Linked DNA regions of Mus musculus: all the other regions are linked to region 1. Evidence: chromatin loops called from intact Hi-C (ENCODE). Cell type or tissue: gastrocnemius. All regions are shown on one strand.

Region 1 (5,000 bases):
AGGATGAGCAAAATGTTTAAAATAAAATTTGCAACAAAGTGAGACCTAAACCAACCACCATGGACCAGGCTGAAAGCAAGACTACTGGACAGACAGGAAGGGTGAGAACAGCAGTGACCTCAGTCCTGCATCAGGATTTCCCAGTGCCAGAGAGAGATGGAGATGTAACCAGCAGCCCTCCCAGGATGCTCAATAGTCACAGCGCGGAGGGAGAGGGGCAAGCATTCTGTGTTGGTCAGCTTTCTAGTACTGTGACAAAATAGCTCAGATAAGCAGCACTGGAAAAGCCGTGTGCACCCGGGTGAGAGAATGGGTTTCAGAATAAAAGGCAGTGGGCTGGAGAGCTTGGGCAGTATTAGTGCTCAAGCCTGACAGTGTTTGAACCCTGCACCAGCAGACAGCAACAGTCAACTCTCTCACACTGCTGTGTGACCTCGAAACACATGAGGCTTGCTCTTGTGCACATACACATATATGCACTACACACACAGACTAGTAATAAGACATGCAGTTAAACTGTAAAAAGGAGGAAGGGCTAGGTATCTGTGAGGGATTGTCTAATGAGGCTAAATGAGGTGGGAGGAATTACCCTAAATACAGGCAGAGCCTTCCACCCATGGCCTGGAGCCCTGGACTGCAGAAAAGGAGAGAGTGAGTTGAACACAGTATCCATTGCTCTCTGCCTCCTGACTGTGGACAGGGGCAGTGGCTCAGGAAGGCATCTGGGTACCAACGGGCCAGGAAAACCGTACAATGTCCCTGGGGTTGCCAAGACCCTCCCCCCCCCCAAAAAATGGCACCTCCTTGAAGCTACCTATCGTCAGGTGAGGTGGCCTGGGATACAGCACAGAGACAATTCTCTGAGTACCCAAAGGCTGAAGGACCAGGTGGGTCCTGAAATCAAATGGGCATGCGGCTCTGAACAATGGAGCATGCAGTAGGCCCCACGTGATGTCACACACAGGACCCACACTAGACCAGGCTTAGCAGGTCACCAAGGCAGGGTCAGGTGTCCCTGCTGATGCTTATCCCTTTTCATACAACTCCAAGTAGAGGCAGGGCCCTAATGGTCAAGCCTCTGCTACAGGGCTGGCTTTGTACTTACAGAGCTAAGGCCAGGCCTCTAGCAGGACACGGAGAAGGAGCCGTATCCAAGTATCCTCAAGACTCAGCATGCCAGGACCCCAAGAGCCCTATACACCAGGTCCAATCTCCTGGGGCCTAGAGATAATAGTCCCACAAGAGTTCTGGGCCGGACCACCAGCACAGAAGGGCAATTCCTGCTGGGTAGAGGTGGGCACTCAACATGGTCCACTCACTGCAGAGCACAGGAGGCACACAGGCAGTGTGGTTGGCTGGTGAGCCCACACACATATTCTACTACATGTTCTGCTACTGCGTGTTTAAACTGTTTATATGGCCTTAAAACAGGCAGCTTTAGCCTGATGAAAGTGTGGCCCGTTCTGCTATTTGGAACATGTCCCTGTCCCAATTACAGATGCAGCCTTGTTTCCTTACTAACTTAGGCCAGCTGTTAAGCTCAAGCTCTGGAAAGAGAATCTGATAGGTCATGGCACCTTATATACTAAAGCTGCAGGAAGGACAGAACCAGGCCCCGGCTGGCTCCCGGCTGGCACATACAATCACTTCCGCATCACACTCCACAACTAGGTAACTGAGGACCCAAGGAATGTCACTGGAAGGGACACACAGAAAGAGTTACTGGACCGTGTTTGTCAACATGGTGTTTGGCATCTCTACAAGATTTGTCCACCAGTATGTCAGCCTAGCACCCCACAGCTCAGCAGCCAGCACACACACAACACGGCAGCCAAGGTCAACTCATGCTGTGACTTGCTCCTAGAGCTTGTTCCCGTGACTCCCTGCTCTGTGCAAAGGCTAAGCCTGGGAGTGGAATAGAGACGGTGATGCACATCCTACTGGCTGCCATAGCTCTGACTTCACAGCAGTCTTCTAAACAATTCCTAAAGAAACTCCTCCTCTGAGGGTTCCACACACAGAAGGAAGTCGCTTGCTGAGGTCCCCTGCCCCAGGACCTAGGAAGGAAATGAGGTTCTGCTGCCCTCTGCTGGCCAGAGTCACAGAGGCCTGCTGCTCATAGGAGGGGGAGCCTGAAAACGCACATTCACACTCTGCTAAGCACAGGGGAGGTCAGGGTCTGAAAAGATACAACCAACCAATGGGGCAGGAGCCTGTCATGATGCCTGAGGAGACCATGGAGTGCACTCTGGGTTTCCTGGGGCCACCTCACCCTGCCTAGGGCTCTTAATGACCTCTTTCCCCCACGCCTCCCAGTGGCCTTTGCCCCATGATCGAGAGCGACTGGTGGGGTGGTTTCCGTGCTTCTCACAGCCTCCCCCACCTGGCTCTGCTCTCCTCCTCTGCAGGACTTGCCTCAGCCTGCCCACGGCTCGGAGCTAGAGTCCAGATGATAATCTGGAAAACGGATTGGTTTGTTTTCTGCGGTCTTCTAGTGTGCGGGCACAGAGAACTGGAAATAAAATCTAAATGTGTGCTTGCAGACTTTCTTCTCTGAACAGCACACGGTCACGTTCTAGCTTCGTGCCCAAGGTCAGCAAAGGCGGCCCCAGACAGCATACTGTGACCATCTGCCAGGCAGCAGCACGACCAGGCTCACTGTACCAGCTCAAGCCTTCTGCACACCAGGTAACACACCACGTGCAGGATGGGGGTGGGAGAAAGACTGCTTCATGCTGTCTGCCACAACTCCTTCCACACCGGCCAAATGAGCAGGCAGGGGAACCACAGGCCACTTCACGGGAGGATTGCACAGGCAAGACCCTCTATCCCATAGGACAAAGCTGAGTTTATTGGCCGGGGACAGGGTATCTCCAGACCAGCCTCACTCCTTTTCCCAGGGCAAGAGGTGAGGACACATAAGTCAGAAGCCCCACAGCACAGCTGCAGAGCCCAGCACCTCCCAGGCAGAGATCTTGTCTGCCACAGGAAGATAAGCTCAGGGAAGCAGGAAGGGGGCTGGTCCCCAAGGTACCAACAGAAAGATGAGAGCTGCCACCAGCAAAGCACTCACAGGGACACTGGCCATGCCACCTCCTGGGGCTACAAGCCTGTACATGGTATGGCAGCCCGTGTGTACATAAGACGGTCATGGCGATGTCTAGTCTCTTCAGGACCATTCATTGCACTTAGAGCTACCTCAGTTCCTGGGCTAAGTGTCGAGTTGTTTCTGAGACAGGGGCAAGAGGCACTGCAGTGACCCATACATAAAGCACCCACAGGCAGTGCGTGCGCCCCTGAAACCAGCAGGTCACTGAGATGACTATGGAGCTGTGTACGAAGTCCTCAGTAAATGTGTATTGTCCACATGGTGGGCATCGGGGACCCCAAGGCCTCAGACCCACAGAAACAGCAAAGGCTTCTGGTCCAAGTACAGTGCTTACCACTGATCAGTGAGTACAGAAACCACCAACTACACCTTCAGCCTTGCAGATGACTGCAGCGTGAGACTGCTGCCCTACAGAGAGCCCTTGGTCTGGCTATTTGGTGCTTGACACAAGCTAGACTCATCAGAGGAGCCTCCAATGAGAATATGCTTCCATAAGACAAGGCTGTAGGCAATGCTGTACAGGACTTTCTTAAACAGTGATCAATGTGGGAGGGCCCAGCCCACTGTGGGTGGTGCCATCCCTGGGCAGGTGGTCCTAAGATCTATAAGAAAGCAGGCTGAGCAAACCATGGGTAGGTCATGGTGTTTCGTCACATCAGTAGAAACCCTACGACACCCTGAGTTCCCAGACTGCCTACGTGTCCTCCATCAGAGAGAACACAGCCTGCCAGAGGCTTTCTTGTCCGTGTGTCTGTCCTTTCTTCTGCATTGCCCCGGTCAGGTTTGAGCACCAAGTCATGCCCGATGCAGCGAGAGACTGAATCAAGGACTCAGCTCCCTTTGTGACCACTCTGACACAAGTCAGGTGTCCCTCCACCTGCCTGGCTCAGAGACTAAGCTGACCACGAACAGAAGTAGCCAGTACCAAGAACACAGAAGGTACCAGGCAGCCAGAAGAATCATGCGGAGAGGGGTCTGAGAGAGTGGTCTGAGATGCGGACCCGGAACCCTGGGAGACGAAGGCTTTGACCGTCTCAGCCAAGTCAGAGTATGATAAAGGACTCGGGTTTTCCAACCGCAAGTCCCTCCCTACACATGGGGCTCTCCCCAAAGGATCTTGCAGGCATTGTTACGTCCAACAAGCAGCTGATCTTTTATGCTAGTGGGCAGAAGAAGAGGCAGGTCTATCCTACTTCGTCAGGACATTCTGTGAGGTCTAACAGTCACCTATGTCTAGCTTAAAGTTAACTGAGGACAGATATGTGGGACTCAAGGTTAGAATAACAACTGGAGAGACAGCCAGTCAGAGGGCCACCAAGAAGTTGAGGGCTGATTAGGGGATAGGTGATACATACACCAGGAAGAGTCCCTGGATGTCTCAAGACCACCCCTAAGGGACTAAAGTTGGCTGTAGACTGGACGAGTCCTACATCAGGATCACCTTTCTCCTGCGACACCCTGTGCCCAAACACATGAGGTATCACGGGCATGGAGAACCAGGGCTACGCTCTGGCCAGAGCTATACATGGTCCAAGCCAAGGAGCCATTCCCATGTCCCCCAAACCCATCTCTGCCACACACTAAGACTGCAGTCCCTAAGACCCTCTCAAAGACGCAGGCCGTGGGAAATACATGCCACTAAGGAGATCAAAGGCCGCTCTATAAAGGTTCCCTGAATCAGATGTGATTTGTCCCTTATTTAAGGTTTTATGCATATATATGGGTATACAAATTTTTAAAACATTTTCTGAAGGATTCAATCAGGTACAGTTTTCAAGCTCTCTCTAGATAACTGTTACATTAACCCTTTTGAGGAAGCGTTGCTATCAAGTTGGGGCAGGTCAAAGGGTGACAGGTGGCTCCAGGATCATCCAAACAACCGGGCCTGACA
Region 2 (5,000 bases), 370 kb after region 1:
CCTAATGGGAGCTGTGGGATGCCAGGTGTTCCTGGCAGCAGCTCCTGGAAGTGCCATTATCCTGCCAAGGTACTCTGGTGGCACACACCCAAATGCTTGGACAGCAGGCAGCTCTCTGGGGGGAATTCCTCTAAGAGAGAGGGAAGGCATTCTAGCCCAGAGGGTATCTGACTGTCTGGGCTCCAGCACCAGGAGCAATCTAAGCTACAGCGCCCGATCTAGCCTGTGGCTGCCCTTTCACCTTTGAGTGGGAGGGGCTTGTAGTGGGGGTAGTGAGAACTTGGGGCCTGGAGGGGGTGGTCTGGTAGCTGGCCCTGGGAATCCTTGCAGCCAGTGACTAGTTAGCTGTGAGCCAGCCACCTGGCCAGCTAAGGGTTCCGAGATTGAGTTGACTGGGTCCCTGCAGGTCTCCACCAGTCCCTGTCAGACACTCCCAAGGAACCATGGACAACGTGAATCTTAGATAAATGAAAAGAAATTTTTTATAGGATTATATCCCAACTATTGTGAGGGATAAAGGGAGAATAGAATATCATTTCTCAAGTACTTGATATTGGGGGTTACCCACATTTTCTAAGTCAGCACCCTGGCCCTGGCCCACCTGGCTCAAAGAGAGGACAGGAGCTTGAGCTGCCTCTGAGCCCCACCTACCTGAGCACACAGCAGGCTTTGTGTCTCTCTTAGGGACACAGCAGGCTCTCCAAGAGGTGACTGAAGCCCCTGACCCAGCACCTGCCCAGTGGGGTGAGCCTCACATACCCCATGAGGAAGGACTCCTGACATACATTAGCTTCTGCCCTTTCTGTGCCCCAAAGCTGTCTCTGTCTCCCCATGGGCTCTCCATAGTGGCTTCCTTCACCTCTGCTCCCCACATGCTCCTGGTGTCCCTTTAGTTTTGCTTTCCTGAAACCCTTTCCGGCCTTCCCACCCACTGACTCCCTCTTCTTCCCCTACACTTCGGCCACTCTTCTGCACTGCCAAAGCTCCACCCCCAGCTCTGGGCTTCTGAGTGGCAGGAAAGACACTTAGCTGCTCCCTGGGGCTGGCCTGGCCCCAGCAGGAAGGTGACACCTCTCACACAGGTCCAGGAGAGCCTCCTGCTACCTTGGGGTGGCACAGAACAGCCATGACCAGGACTTCCTGTGCAACCTTCAGGCCCCATTACTGCAGGTGAGCAGACAGCAAGCAGTTCAGAGCTGAAAAGGAAGCCTTGGTGATCCTGAGGGAGATGCATACTGCATGGGTGTGTATATACATTCACACAGGCACCTGCCTATACACATGTTCAGACACACACTTTCAGGTGTGCGCATACATTTGTGTCTGTGCACACAGACATTGTGTATGTGTCATACACGTGTGTGGACATATTCCTGTGTATGTGCACACACAGATTCCTGTGCATATACATACATGTACACATGTGCTGTGAGCATGAGAGTGCACCTGTGTGTTTGTGAGTGTGTATGCCTGCAGGGATGTAACATGTATGTCATCGGCAGGGACTATTTTCTCAGCACTTAACTTACAAGAAACAATATGGTGGCATTCAGGGCACTACCTGTGTTCTGCCCTGCTTGGGTGGGGGTCTGGCAGTCTGAAGGTGCTGCGGGTTAACTGGAGTAGTCCTGGGACTGGTCCCAACAGTTGGACACAGCCCTGTGAGAAGGTAGGCTGATCCAGAAAGTCTCCGCCCTGCCCCAGGCTTTGTGACCCAGGGCTCCTGGACCTCTTGTCCTCCAGAGTCTCATCCCTCAGGTGAATCTTATGCCTCGCAGGCGTCTCAAGCTCATTCTGGATCAGTCTCCCAGCTGCCTCCTCTTTGGATTCCCAGCTGGTTCTTGCCCCACTACCTGGGCAGCTGAGCTCAGCGGGTATTGGCGCCCTCTGTTGTCTGTGGAGAGAATGCTGTTACGTTCTGCTGGCCTGCCAGACTGTGAACATCCAAGGAATAAGGCCTCTTGGGTAGTGTGCAGACAAGGAGTTAACTGACCTATACTGAGGGCAGGTTTAATAATAATAATAATAATAATAATAACAATAATAATAATAATAACCTCCAGAGGAAGGCTGTGAAGATGATTCAGTAGGTAAAGTGCTTATCTACCAATTGGTCCCTAGAACCCTGGTTAAAAAGTTAGGAGTAAGCAGGCCAGCGGTGGCGCGTGCCTTTCATCCCAGCACTGGGAGGCAGAGGCAGAGGGATCTCTGAGTTTGAGGACATCCTGGTCTGCAGAGTGAGTTCCAGGACAGCCAGGGCTACATAGAGAAACCCTGTCTTGAAAACAATAACAACAACAGTTAGGCATGTAGTAAGTAAACAAATGCTTGTAATCTTAAATTCTAGAGAGACAGAGAAGAGCGATCTCTGGGGCTGACCGATAGCTTAATTGATGAACCCCAAGTCCTACAGAGAGATCCTCTCTCAGAAAATAACAAAGCAAATGGTTACTGGGTGATACTACTTGAGGTCGACCTCTGACCTCCACACACACGTGCACACATATGTATGTATACCTGCACATATGAACACACACATGGAAATCCCAGAGCCATTTCCTACACTGGCTGTGCAAGATGCCCTTCAAGCAGGAGACTTCTCTGCTCAGTTGAAGCAAGGGCATGTGACTGACTTGTCTGGAGCACAATCTACAGCATGGCTCACTCTGTACCCAGCTAGGACAACCTGGATCAGCCCCAGGATAGCCTGCCTTGCTCAGAGAAGCAGCTGCTGGCTGTGTGGCTTGAACATTCCTGTCCTGGGTTCAGGTCCCCATTGTTCACTGAGAATCCCAACAGATGCTGGCCCAAGGTGTTATCCTGAGACATAGGGGAATCACCTAATGAACATTCCAGCAGGAATCAACTGTACCCAAATGCAGGGTTCACCCCTGTCCCCATAGGACTTGTGTCACTGGCTAGTAGACATGATGATTCCTTATAGCAGTTGCATGTGCTGTTTTCACCCTCAGAGGAGAGTTGAGCTTCTAACAATTAGCTGTTGGTCCCATTGGCCTCTGGAAGTTAGGTTCTAGCTTTTGCTTTGCTGTGTCTATATTCTGCTTTTAGTTCCAAGCCTGAGTTCTGTGCCCTCCACCTTCCTCGCTCCTGGGCAGCCTTTCTGTTGAGGCCCTGAGACCATACGGTGGCAGCCTCGGCTCTCAGATGGACAGTAGTTCCTGATCTAGCTCTTCCTCTTGCCACAGGCTCCACCCCTCACCTCCACAAGGCAGCTTCTTCTCTTTGTGTAGCTCAGGGCAGAAGATATAGACTTGAGCAGGAGCTAAGACTGCAGAGCCCCTGGCTGTGGCTTGGGGTTCCTGACCACTGGTAGAGCACTATCCTCAACCTTAGACCCCCATACAGGCTAGCATGTTCCTCCCTATGTCCTGGCCTCCTGTCCCTCTGTCTTCTTAGGTAGTCACATACTTACTAGGGCTTTCCTAGTGACATTCCCTCTTGCTCAGGGCCTCCTCCTGGACCAGGATTGTGAATGTCTCCAGCCCACTCCTTCCACCACCTCACACCTCATGGGACTGAGTGACCTTTGGAGCAAACAGGCAGAGGAACTCTGTTTTGGAGTCTTGGTAAAAGGATGGCAGCCAGGTGGCTTCGGTGGAAGAGCTGGCTCTAGGTCACCGGGCATAGTGGTGATGATATTAGTGGCTTGGGATGGGAGCCATCCTCACCGGGCCTCCTCCACCGCTTTTCATTTGCTCCAGACATTCGGCGCCGCAGACTGGGAGGTCTTCCACATTGGCGAGAGGATCTTCCTTGCAGTGGCAAACAGTCACAGCTACGATGTGCAGATGCAGGCACAAAATGACTCCTATGTCCTCAGCTCTGTTATCTACGAGCTGAACATCACCGCTCAGACCTTTGTCAAGTTCCAGGACATCCCCACCTGCAGGTACCAACCAGGTGGTTGCAAGGGCAGAGTGAGTTGATGGGTGGGTGACACAGGAAAGGCCTGCCGGGGTCATCCCCAACTTCCTCCCAGGACACTTATCCAGAGCAGGTAGACATGATAATGAGGACCATCGCTGTGGCTGGCCCTGTATCTGTGGCTGCTTTCTTCTTTCAAGAAAAGCCTAGGGGCTGGAGAGATGGCTCAGGAGTTAAGAGGACTGACTGCTCTTCCGAAGGTCCTGAGTTCAAATCCCAGCAACCAAATGGTGGCTCACAACCATCCATAATAAGACCTGACACCCTCTTCTGGTGTGTCTGAAGACAGCTACAGTGTACTTACATATAATAAATAAATAAATAAATAAATCTTTTTTTTAAAAGAGAGAAAAGTCTAGCGATGTGAGTTCCCCAAGAGAAGGCCCAGCACCTCCACAAGGAGAAATGGTTTGTCTGTCATGACACACGCATGAGCATCAGGGAGGTCCAGGACCTCAGACAGGTGTCCCCTCCCACCATGCGCTGCTAGATCCTGACCCACCTGCTCTGCAGGGCCACCACCTCAGCACTGAGAAGGCAGAGTTGTCCCCGCCCTCGTGGCGTTCCTCTGGGAGGACTCTCACTACCTCTAAGAAAACCTCAGCTGCAGCTACACTGTCCCGACAGTGACAGCCGAGTCACAGGGTTGAGCTTCAGGCTAGACCCAGTGTGGTTACCAATCTAGAATGCAGCAGGAACTGGGCTCTTTATTCCTTAAGAGCTATTAGAGATATTCGCCACCCCTCCTGAGTGCCAGGTACTCCTCAGCCTGAGAGAGAAAATACTGAGGGAATTTAGACTCTTCCAAGAAAAGACTCTAAGGCCAACAGTCAAGTAAATGTAAGGTTGATAGCTGTCGCATCACAGGTCACACAGGTACTGTGTGTTCATGGGGATGCACGGCTATAAAGATGCAAGGGGGATCATGGCAAGGCAGCACACAGACTTCCTGGCTGTGGTCCAGGAAGGTAAGAAAGGGAGGAAGGGCTTCTACTTGGGCCCACTCTTTGATTGACAGGTACCCACAATGTTTAGTTTTGACAATCTCACATATA
Region 3 (5,000 bases), 230 kb before region 1:
CGACCTTGCGAGTCACATCTGGAGTTCACAGAGCCCTCCACAGAAGGACACACGGACGCCACAGCCTGATGTAACGTTGGATGAGACAGGCTTTTGTAAAGGACTACTCAGAGCACCGGGCATACAGAAGAACACAATATGCTCATCATTGTCTCCACCCCACACCCCTCTCCCCTGAGCCCCCAAGCTCGGCGTTCCCCCCACCCCATGGAATCATCGACAGTCACACACTGAGGTAGCCCTGCCTGCATCATTTAGGAAGACCCATATGAATGTTCACAACAGGGAAGGAGGAAGGTAGACATGTGTGGAAGGCATCTCAGAACCTCCTGTGGAGGCTGAGGTAGAACTTGGGCATCAATGCACAGAGAAAAAAGTGAAGGATTGGTGATACTGGTTTGGGGACAAACCTGGGCCTGGTGCCCTTAGGATACATTTACCATCCAACACAGACCTTAACATGGGCTCCACTGAGTTCTTCCCTGGGAACTCAATCCTCTCCCTGATACTAAAGCTCTACATCCCTGTATAAGCTGGCTTTGTTCTGGGGTGTTGAGGGCTGGGGGTAGAGAATGGTGTGGGCAAGAGTTAGAGAAGATGTAGATAGGGTGGCTCACCCTCATCCAAACCTAACACCTTAACTGTCACCCAAGTGTCCATAGTCTATAACAACACTGACCCCCTGCCCCTAGCAGCAAAGGCCACCTTCCACCCTCATCTGCACAAATCTTGCATACCTCACAGCTCCCTAGCTTGGACATGCTGTGGGCCACCAGGCACTTGGCCTGGGAGGTCAGGTGCCTCTCTTGTCTGACCTGGGTACCTTGGTGCAGCCAGGGAAAGCCCAGATGCTCTTTTAGCCACCTGAGTACCCAAGGGAGATACAACCCTCCATCAGAGGATGTAAGACCCAGAGCACTGTTGAAGAGCCAGAGGTACGTCTGGGTACGTCTGGGGCAATCAACTCTGTGAGGGGCAAACTTGACAGACTCCTCCTCCTCCTCCTCCTCCTTCTCCTCCTCCTCCTCCTCCTCCTCCTCCTCCTCCTCCTCCTCCTCCTCCTCCTCCTCCTCCTCCTTCTTCTTCTTCTTCTCTCTCTCTCTCTCTCTCTCTCTCTCTCTCTCTCTCTCTCTCTCTCAGACTCCGTAGAGAGCCATTTCTCCTTGTAGTCTGTCCGGAGAGGATAGGGAGAAGGGCTAGTTGGTGACAGTTCTACTAAAACCATTGTCATCTAAGGTCCTCTGAGAAGGGACAGTAATGGATTCACTTTGAAGGAGGACCTGTTCTCAGTAGCAAACAAATAGCTTTATAATGAGGCTCTAGGAATTAAGACCACTTCATGAACTATCAAACCAGTAAAAGCATTTACTGAGCTACAAAGTGTGACTCCCAGAACCCACAGTAAGGTGGAAAGGAAAAAACTAACCTAACAAGGTTGTCCTGAGTCCCGCATGGACAGGCTGTGACATGTGTCCAAATACACACAGGCACACACAGATTCATGCACACACACACACACACACACACACACACACACACACACAACACAATTTGAAAATTAGAAAAATGATTTTGTAGAAAAACTTAACAGGGTTTAAGACAAAGGTTTTTAGGCTTTTCATCCTCCAGGCATGTTTTTGGTGTCTGGCTGCAGAGTCTGTCACATAGGATGGTATCCGCTCTATCTGGTATACAGAGTTAATATTTACTTAAAGATTTACAGATAAGACTATGTGCTAAGTGCACGTGCATGCTGAATTCCAAAGAGTTTAAGTATTAAGACATTACTAGAATTTTGAATTTCAAAAAAAATTAATTTTTTTCCATATCCTAAGCTTTAATAGGTAAAAAGAACTAACAGCTAATAGAACTAAAAGTGCTAACAGGAAAGTTTATGATTCCTAGGAAATTTTTTAAAATGTAAGCTTTATTTATTTATTATGTATAGTGCTCTACCTGCATGTATGCCTGCAGGCCAGAAGAGGGCACCAGATCCCGTTACAGATGGTTGTGAGCTACCATGTGGTTGCTGGGAATTGAACTCAGGACCTCTGGAAGAGCAGCCAGTGCTCTTAACCCCTGAGCCATCTCTCCAGCCCAGGGTACTCTATATCAGTCTATGGATTGTGCTTTTGTTATAAGTAAAGCTATAAGCAAAGTTATGAATGTTCTAAACCATTACCTGTTTATAACCATAGAACAAGATATGTATGTTTTAAGCTGATTATACCAAAAAAGATACTTATAGGATTTCCCAAGATCAAAATTTAGTGCACAGGTCTTCTCTGTCTTCATGTGAATGCATGTTTTGCCTGCATGTATGTATGTGCACCATGTATGAGCCTGCTATGTACAGCAGCCAGAAGACGGTGTCGGAGCCCCTGGAACTGGAGTTACAGATGATTGTGAACCACTGTGTACTGGGAACTGGACCTGGGTCCTCTGCAGGAGCTGCAAATGCTCCTGATTATCAGCTGAGTCATCTCTCCACCTCCTCTACACTCAGAGTTGGTAGAGGGGGTATTTTTACACTGCCTTTCCTCCCTAGATGTCACCAAACTGGCCCAGGTCATGCCATCCCATTGCCACAGAGTAAGTAATCAGTAATGCTGTCAGGAAAAGCGCAAGATCTGAACACCCTACCAAAATCAAGAACTAGAGTCCCAAGGATCGTGGAGGTGCTTGTGCATGTTACTATCCCTCCACTAGGTGGCGCTGTTGCTTACCTTTCTGCCTCGATTCCCCTGCTCTTGGTCTTGGTAGGCACAGGAGAGTGGTTCCTTTTCTGAACTCATGTTCCTGGACTCCACATATCAATCAAATAACAGACAACTAGGAGACAGTGTTCCAACGCACTGGGCGAGAAATGGATGGGGGAGATTCTGCTGGGGGTTTAGTGTTTAGAATCTCAACAGGAAATTGTACCTTGGGAATGAATATGGTGACCCCGACCCCTGAAAAAATTTGCCTCTGGGTATGGTAATCTGTCCCCATGGTCTTCTGTGCACATGCACGCTTTCTGGCTTCTGTTTCAACTTTTCTGAAGTTGTAATACTGTTGTAGGCAAGGCAGAAACAAACTGGGAATTTCTTCCCTGAGTTTTGCCAAACTATAGATAAATTCACTCATATATATATGTATATATACACACGCACACACATACACACACATATATATAAATTCACTCATATATATAGTTTCTCTCCCTGTGGCCAGCACAACCAAGCTATATGGTCAGGGGCTTGTGCGCTTCACCTAGTTCTGGAATCCCAAGGACCGTCCTGCTGTTCCCATGGTTTTTGTGTTGCTGGAAATATCATGGTGATGCAGTGTGCAGCCTTTTGAGACCAGCCTGTCACTTGAGGCTCTTCCTCACCTTCTCAGGACTTGAAAGCTTGTGTCTTTCACCACTAATTCATGTCCTTTCGCCTGGATGCATTAACGTATACATCCATTTGTCTACTGAAGGGCTTGTTGGCCCCTTCAGTTTGGGGCAATTATAAATAAAGCTGCTGTTGTTACCAGAATTTACCATTTCTACTGCTTGGCACTCTGCCCAAAGCCAGGGAGACAGTAACATAACTAAGTGAGAGGAAGTAAATTCGAGGCCAATGAAAGGGCAAAGGAAAACATTTTCCCTCTCACATCTCCACCTGAGGGGCACTGCTCAGGTCTCCCCTTCTTCCGTGTGGGTTCCTGAGATCAACTCAGGTCTAAAGTCATCCCAGAACCAAGATCTAAGTTTTCTCCTGTTCCCCCTACCTCAGGAGTTCAGTACTTTTATGGTTTATGTCTAGATTCTGTTTTATATGTGGGTGTCCAGTTGCTTCTGCACCATTTGTTATTTTGTGTTAGCAACCTTTGTTCCTTTGTCAAAGAGCAGCTGAGGACGATCAGTTAGCAACAGGGCTCTGTGTTCTTCCACTGATTGTTTCTCTTTCGCATATGTCACCATGGCCACCTGTACTTGCTTTAACAGGGCCCTCCATCTCTTCTCCTATGCAGTGCCTGCCTCCTGGGATTCTCAGGCATTTCCATTCAGAGTGAGAGGCCCTGGTTGTGAGCACCTGGCAGCAAAGGCACACACAGCCCTGTTCCTCCAGGCAGGCAGGCAGGCAGGCACTCAGCATGTCCCTCAGCTCTGAAAATATTTCTTGCTACTGCTGTTTCTCTCACTGAGACAGGAGGAGACCACCACAAGTCCACACTGGCCCTTTGACCTGTTTTCCAACTAAAAGCAAGCATTGGATAGCTTTGTCATCAAACACCAAGTCAGACTCCAAGGCCAGAATATTCATAGACTAGTCCCTTTCAAGACACCACACGAGTAACAAAGCCAACTGAGAGTCATTACTGCAGAAGGAAAGTAATTAAGCAGGCTTTACCTGCTCATGGCTGACCTCAGCATTTTGGAGGCCACGGGGCTGAGCCATGTATTGTGTGCTTCCTAGTAACTCTAACAGATCCTGACACAGGTTAACAGTTGCTTAGGTACTCTGCAGAACATTGAAGGCTGTGCAGAGAATTGAAGGCTGCTTTTGAGGGGGTGGGGGAAAGCTGTAACTATCTGATAGTGATTAGTATGGAATAAAAGGCATATTGTCTGTCCCCTCTGCTGTCCTAACGCAGGCCAGCCGCTACTCAGTTTTTCACGTAAACTTATCACTGGAGGAGTGTTTTGATGAAGACTAACATGCAATGAGCTTGGCTGGTTGCCTGTAAAAGCGAATGTTTCTTCTACCCTGCCATATACTCCGAAGCTCTAGCACTCACAGTCCCTCTGTCTTATTCTAAGACTCAGACTTGAAGCCGGAGCATTTCTGAAGATAAAGCTCAACAGTCCCCAGGCAAACATGAGGACATACAAGGAAAATATCTTTGGAGACCATGCCCAGGGACAAGTATGAAAACCCCAGTTCACTCCAGGTGATTGGATAACTTCCAGCTGTTCCCTCTGCTGAGTAGAACGGCCAGATGTCATCTTATATCCGTTGGTACCC

The links. A loop is a pair of places that touch in the nucleus more often than their neighbours do. Peaks named below come from ENCODE experiments on the same cell type or tissue, not always from the same donor. Only the 100,000 strongest peaks of a DNase experiment are listed, where the experiment ranks them.
Region 2: it touches region 1 in a loop (2.9-fold over the local background); 10 of 42 quality-filtered maps call a loop at or near these places.
Region 3: a loop joins it to region 1, with 10 times the contacts of the local background. A loop is called at or near these places in 36 of 42 quality-filtered maps.

Annotation. Positions count from the first base shown.
Region 1 is chr10:77,507,758-77,512,757 of GRCm38, forward strand. The region is part of intron 2 of Fam207a (family with sequence similarity 207, member A); the gene reads right to left. Among named protein-coding and RNA genes, the nearest start is that of Fam207a, 5.6 kb to the right of the region's middle. In gastrocnemius, a CTCF peak has its summit at 2,089 (motif pointing left); DNase peaks (open chromatin) are centred at 2,091 and 2,679; H3K27ac peaks cover 2,138 bases.
Region 2 is chr10:77,877,340-77,882,339 of GRCm38, forward strand. Tspear (thrombospondin type laminin G domain and EAR repeats) reads left to right here. Exons shown (of 12, transcript NM_001287074.1): 10 at 3,723-3,910. Among named protein-coding and RNA genes, the nearest start is that of 1700009J07Rik, 14 kb to the right of the region's middle. In gastrocnemius, a CTCF peak has its summit at 1,890 (motif pointing left); a DNase peak (open chromatin) is centred at 1,867.
Region 3 is chr10:77,280,303-77,285,302 of GRCm38, forward strand. No RefSeq gene overlaps it. Among named protein-coding and RNA genes, the nearest start is that of Pofut2, 24 kb to the left of the region's middle. In gastrocnemius, CTCF peaks have their summits at 1,967 (motif pointing right) and 2,703 (motif pointing right); a DNase peak (open chromatin) is centred at 2,723.